Linked DNA regions of Homo sapiens: region 1 is linked to region 2. A link is a contact called in ENCODE Hi-C or POLR2A ChIA-PET data. All regions are on one chromosome and are shown on one strand. The core of a region is the stretch at or near the end of the contact, and the rest is flanking DNA. Distances in the headings are between cores, read along the strand shown. Region 1 overlaps STX7 (syntaxin 7). Region 2 overlaps MOXD1 (monooxygenase DBH like 1).

What was found. Hi-C counts contacts between places; a loop is a spot of excess contacts on that map. ChIA-PET counts read pairs that join two places held with the same protein, here RNA polymerase II (POLR2A). Pooled maps may share reads with other maps.
Region 1: a loop to region 2 is called in a pooled map, with 2.3 times the contacts of the local background. The contact joins two enhancer-like sites. A Hi-C loop is called at or near these places in 1 of 168 maps with a recorded cell type or tissue (GM12878), 24 of 37 single-sample maps with no recorded cell type and 12 of 50 pooled maps. POLR2A ChIA-PET finds 5 or more read pairs at or near these places in 4 of 52 experiments (GM12878, MCF 10A, OCI-LY7 and 1 more).

Annotation. Positions count from the first base shown.
Region 1 is chr6:132,455,482-132,458,573 of GRCh38, forward strand. STX7 (syntaxin 7) reads right to left here. Exons shown (of 10, transcript NM_003569.3): 10 at 1-3,092. Among named protein-coding and RNA genes, the nearest start is that of MOXD1, 56 kb to the left of the region's middle. Within about 2 kb of position 1,610, at least 2 of the 41 ENCODE cell types and tissues checked have a DNase peak (open chromatin) inside an H3K27ac peak, as active enhancers do.
Region 2 is chr6:132,353,040-132,356,004 of GRCh38, forward strand. All of the region lies in intron 4 of MOXD1 (monooxygenase DBH like 1), which reads right to left. Among named protein-coding and RNA genes, the nearest start is that of MOXD1, 47 kb to the right of the region's middle. RefSeq lists an enhancer at 1,332-2,531. Within about 2 kb of position 1,617, at least 3 of the 41 ENCODE cell types and tissues checked have a DNase peak (open chromatin) inside an H3K27ac peak, as active enhancers do.

The DNA.
Region 1 (3,092 bases), core at 360-2,859, 100 kb after region 2:
TCAATTCAGTTCTAGAAAACTCCCTCGTCAACAAGTAGAGGTGTTGTGCGTGTAACGACTGGACAGGAAATCTGGTTTTGCCTTCCACCACTTACATTTTAAGCATAAATGCCATCACTACACAAAACCTACGGGAATCCCACTCTAAGCAATTAAGTGACCAACCTCTTAAAAACTTGCCAGAAGCTACAGTGTCTACAAAAACCTATTTAGTGTGTTATTTAGCTCTATTTCTGCATTTAAAATTAGGATTATTTGGAGAAAAATATTACATAATATTCATGTTAACCAAATGATTACAAAAACAAAGAATTAAAATTGGTGTATTGATATGGTATTTGAATAATGAGAAAATGGGCCAATAGGAAGATTTTCTTCTTTATTCCTATTTGATTTAAAAGAAAAAGATTTGCCAAGGGATGGGTAGGGTTAAATTAAAAACATTTTAAGAAACATTTCTTTATATGGAGCATACTTACTGTTTTTGCTTTGAGTGCATTCTGATGAAATATAGATTCCAAATTCCCCTTGGATCTCACCCTTCTGTCTAGTGCTTTGCCCTCTATTTGGGGCAGTAATTCTATACATATCCTGTAAATGTCTGTCCTGATGATCAGGATGCCCAAGCTCTGAATCCAACTGCTGCCACCAAGAGAACGGCTCCTTTTTGGAGCCATTACACACAGATCATCACTCAAATCAGTAGTTTCTCTTTAGAAAACTAGCAATTTTCTGGTAGTCTGTCAATTAAGAAAAGAAAATGAAATTCAGTTACTTAGTAAGGAAAACTGGATAAACAGGAGGCTGGTCCAAACGGAGATTTATATTTAGACATTCCCTTTCTTCCTTGCCTCATTCCTTTCACACAGCTATTTCCCTTCTTTTAACACACCAAGTTCTTTTTATATGCCAAATAACAAAACATAAACTCCCTGAGGGCAGGAAGCTTATTCTTTTGGTTCACTCTTAGAACACTATGCCCAGGCATGTAGTAGCCTGGCAAAAAGCCGGCCCCAAATAAGTGCCAAATTAAGTATTTATTAAGCAACTACTACGGGAGGGAAGGAAGAAGGGAAGGAAGGAAGGAAACTGTGTTAAGTCCTGGGGCCCCAGAAGCTTAGTATATGTATTTTTTATTTTGGTTGGAAAAAAATGACTTGCTTACCATCTAGAGCCAATGCTTCTAAATTTTTCCATCAAAGAATCTTTAATGAAAGTGAGGAAAATTCTGAGGCTTCCACTTCACGTGGTTTGAACTGTACATCTCAGTGTTTGTTTCACAATTATGCTAGACTGTCAACTCACTTCTCTTTCTAGAATGTCCTCTGCAGTGCAGGTAGACCAGAAACCACACTTCCCACAAACTCCTTCTGTCTCTGGTTCTAAGTTGAGAGTTGACCATGAGAAAAGGAGAGACCATCTTTCCTCAGAGGCCACTGCAGACAGAAGTGTAGGCGGGCAGAGGACATGAGTTTCACAGCAGTTTCAAAATCTCTTGCAAGGCACTGGCTTTGGAGCTATTAACAGCTGACAGCTGGGGACAGCTCCCTGAGACACACTGTCAGTGCTGCACGCCAACAGCACAGCCTTCTGGATGTTCTCAAGAGTCACAGCAGTGCCTGGGCCAGCTCCTGAGATCCACCCACTTTGGGGCCGCAGACACCTTCCTCACCCACCCTTTTGATGTCTAATTCCCTATGTTAAAACACTTTACACTTATAATCCATCAAGTGGTTTCTGTTTTTCTAACTGAATTGTTAAAATATGCAAAATTCACATTAAAGAAGTTTCCTACCTATCTTGTGACCTCAGTGAATGAGATGCTGCTTTATCCAATCTACTGACTTTGGAAAATCCAGCTGAAATGAGGAAAGATAATCGTGCATGTCTGGCAACCAGGTAATTTCTTTCCTATCTTTCATGTCACAGTATTTTGAGGACACAAATTCCTAAATACTCAGAAAAAAATGGTTTTATCTTAATTGATTTATAAATTATGTTAGGGTAGTTGTTAAACAGAATTTTGTCAAAGAAGCAGTACACTGTAACACTTTCAGGCTCCCATTGGTTTAAAATTTGATAAGTGTATTTCTTTGCTGACAAGTCAAACTGTTCAAATGTTATGGAGGACTAAAAAGGCCTGGGATTCACAGGCTCATTTTTTGTTTTAACTGAATCATGAAAATACACAACTTTTTTTTTTCCAGGAAAGACAGATGTTATTTACCACCAATGAATTTTTATCATATTTAAATGAACTTGAAAATGTCATTCAACTCAAATCCCTCAATCAACTTACTTCAGCCCATTCTGAAACTTCATATTGCAGCAAACCAGCCATGTGAAAGAAATAAATTCAATTTTGACTTTCAAAAAAAATAAATGCTGCATAAGTTACCCTTGTGGACCTTAGCTATTAAGGTGGACAATGACTTTATTTTCTTTACGTAAGTTTTATATTTTATTATGACATTCATTTTTTCTACATGAAGACACAAATAAAAATTATACCAACTACATAAACTATTTTGTACTTTCCTTGCTAAACCACAGATGTATTTCATGGAAAGAGGGGCCTTTAAAGGCACTTATTTATCATTGTAGGTGTGTCTAAACAATTGATATTCAAAAACACAACTTTTTGTGTACAAAATTTTACAATTTTTAACAAAAGCAGTGAAGACACTAAATAACCCAGTGGCGACCTCTTCAAAGTGCAGTGTCCTTGGTCACCAATGCAGATGCTACTGGGGCAGCCAGCGGGCTCAGAGGGTCCAACTCCAGACACTGCATCCATGGCTGTCCTAGACTGAGTTGCACTTGTAAAAGAGATGGTCCCACACCTACTAAAAAAACAAGCTACTCTAGTATCAATATGACATCACTCTTTTACCATCAATCATATTGCAAAACCATAGTATTTAACGACCAATAAACAGCCAAATACCTAATGCCACATTGTCGTTCAATTTACCTGGCTGGTTAATATCAGTCTGTGTTTGAGTATTTCTTTTGAGCACACAAAAACAAATGTATAGTCACTTGATGAGGAAATTCTTCACTTTGACTCAAATGGATTCACCATGCTGTCA
Region 2 (2,965 bases), core at 367-2,866:
TAGGTGAGTCTCCTGAAGGCAGCAGATAGTTGATTGGTAAGTTCTTATCCATTCTGCAGTTCTATATCTTTTAAGTGGAGCACTTAGGCGATTTACATTCAATGTAGTATTGAGATGTAAGGTATCATTGCATTCATTGTGCTATTTGTTGCCTGTGTACCTTGGATTTTTTGTTTTTTGTTTTTGCTTTTTAAATTGTATTTTTGTTTTATAGGTCCTATGTGATTTATGCTTTCAAGAGGTTCTGTTTTGATGTGTTTCTGGATTTGTTTCAAGATTTAGAGCTCCTTATAGCAGCTCTTGTGGTGCTTCCTTAATAGTGGCGAATTCTCTCAGCATTTGTTTGTCTAAAAAAGACTATATCTTTCCTTCATATATGATGCTCAGTTTCACTGGATACAAAATTCTTGGCTGATAATTGTTTTGTTTGAGGATTCTGAAGATAAAGCCTCAATTCCTTCTCGCTTGTAGGGTTTCTGCTGAGAAATCTGCTGTTAATCTCATAGGTTTTCCTTTATAAGTTAACTGGTGCTTTTGTCTCGTAGGTCTTACACTTCTTTCCTTCATCTTAACTTCATCATAACCTGATGATGATGTGCCTAGGTGATTATCTTTCTGTGATGAATTTCCCAGATCTTCTTTGTGCTTCTTGTATTTGGATGTCGAGGTCTCTAGCTAGGCCAAGGAAATTTTCCTTGATTATCTCCCCAAATATGTTTCCAAACTTTTAGATTCCTTTTCTTCCTCAGGAATACCTCTTCCTTATTCTTAGGTTTGGTCATTTACCATAATTCCAGACTTCTTGGAGGCCTTGTTTATATTTTCTTATTTTTTCTTTGTCTTTGTTGGATTGGGTTAATTTGAAGACCTTGTCTTTGAGCTCCGAATTTCTTTCTTCTACTTGTTCAATTCTATTGCTGAGACTTTCCAGAACATTTTGCATTTCTATAAGAGTGTCCAAGGTTTCCTGAAGTTTTGATTGTTTGTTCTTTAACAATCTATTTCCTTAAATATTTCTTCCTTCACTTCTTGTATTGTTTTTTGGATTTTCTTGCCTTTCGCTGGTGTCTCCCTGATTAGCTTAATAAGTAACCTCCTGAATTCTTCTTCAGGTTAATCAGGGATTTCTTCTTGGTTTGGATCGATTGCTGGTGAGCTAGTGTGATTTTTTGGGGGTGTTAAAGAGCCTTGTTTTGTCATATCACCAGAGTTGGTTTTCTGGTTCCTTCTCATTTGGGTAGGCTCTGTCAGAGGAAAAGTCTACGGGTGAAGGCTACTGTTCAGATTATTTTGTCCCAGGGGATGTTCCCTTAATATAGTACTCTCCCCTTTTTTCTATGGATGTGGCTTCCTGTGAGATAAGCTGCAGTGATTGTTATATCTCTTCTGGGTGTAGCCACCCAGCAAGTCTACCAGGCTCCAGGCTGGTACTGGGGTTTGTCTGCACAGAGCCCTGTGATGTGAACTGTCTATGGGCCTCTCAGCCATTGATACCAGCACCTGTTCCAGTGGAGGTGGCAGGGAGATGAAATGGGCTCTGTGAGGGTTCTTACCTTTGGTGATTTAAAGTTCTATTTTTGTGCTGGTTGGCGTCCTGCCAGGAGGTGGCACTTTCCAGAGAGCATCAGCTGTGGTGGTACGAAGAGGAAGTGGTGGTGGGCGGGGCCCTAGAACTCCCAAGAGTATATAGCGTTTGTCTTCAGCTACCAGGGTGGGTAGGGAAGGCCCATCAGGTGGGGGCAGGGCTAGGTGTGTCTGAGCTCAGACTCTCCTTGGAAGGGTCTTGCTGCAGCTGCTGTGGGGAATGGGGGTGAGGTTCCCAGGTCAATGGAGTCATCTACCTAGGAGGATCATGGCTGCTTCTGCTGAGTCATGCAGGTTGCCAGGGAAGTAGGGGAAAACCAACAGTCACAGGCCTCACTCAGCTCCCACACAATCTGAAGGGCTGGTCTCCCTCCCATCATGCCCCTCCCCCAACATCCTGTTTCCAGGCAGTAGATGAGCACGGCTTGAGAACTTGCCCCAGACTAGCCACTTCCCAGGTGCAGAAGAAAAAGGATTTGGTTCTTCCCTCACCCGTGGAGTCTGCACACCAGATTCGTGCCCTTCCCCAGGTTCTGGCCAGGAGGCTTCTTGCTGGATTCAAATTGTTACAAAGTTCAGCTGGGGACTTCCTTCTCCCTGTGGCATTTTACCCTGTGCCTCTGGTCACCCTCCCAAAAGATCCCTGTGGTACCAAGCAGGGATGGCATGCTTAGGGACCCAGTGAGCTCCCAGGTCCTTTCCCACTGCTTCCTCTATCCCTGTATTTTGCTCAGCTCTCTAAATTGACTCAACTCCAGGTAAGGTCAGAAAGTTCTCCCACAAACTAGACCTTCAGGGGTTGGAGTCTATCACCATTCTCCGGTATGTAGGCTGGGCCTGCTTCTTATGGCAGGAGCAATGGCGTGCTAATCCCAAACCAAGCCTCAAGTGGCCTTACAGTTTCTACTCTCTCTTTTGGAACTGTGCCATCACCATTTGAACAAGCCCAGTCTAGACTTCTAGAGAACAAGATACTATAAAGGAGAGCCCACTTGTTCAGCTGAGGCCTCCTAGACCTGCTTACAACCAGCTGACTCCCAACAAGAAGAGAGAGCCCAGGCACTATTAGAAAGCTGCATACCCAACCCAAGCTGGTTACATACCTGTTTGTAGCCCAGCTACAAACAGAAGAACCACCAAGCTGACTTGTAAACTATAACATGTGCTTCTTCATTTAAAGCTTATTTAAAGTTGTTGAACTTTGGGTTGGTTTGGTTCACAGAAATAGCTAACCAATAAAAATGAATAAAAAATTCTGGTATGTTCAGAAAATGAAATTCAAAGATGAAAATGAACACATTATTTTCTACAAACAACATGGCCAACTTGCACATCCCGTTCGGCAAAAAAAGCCAGACACAGAAGAGCACTAGCGTTTCTG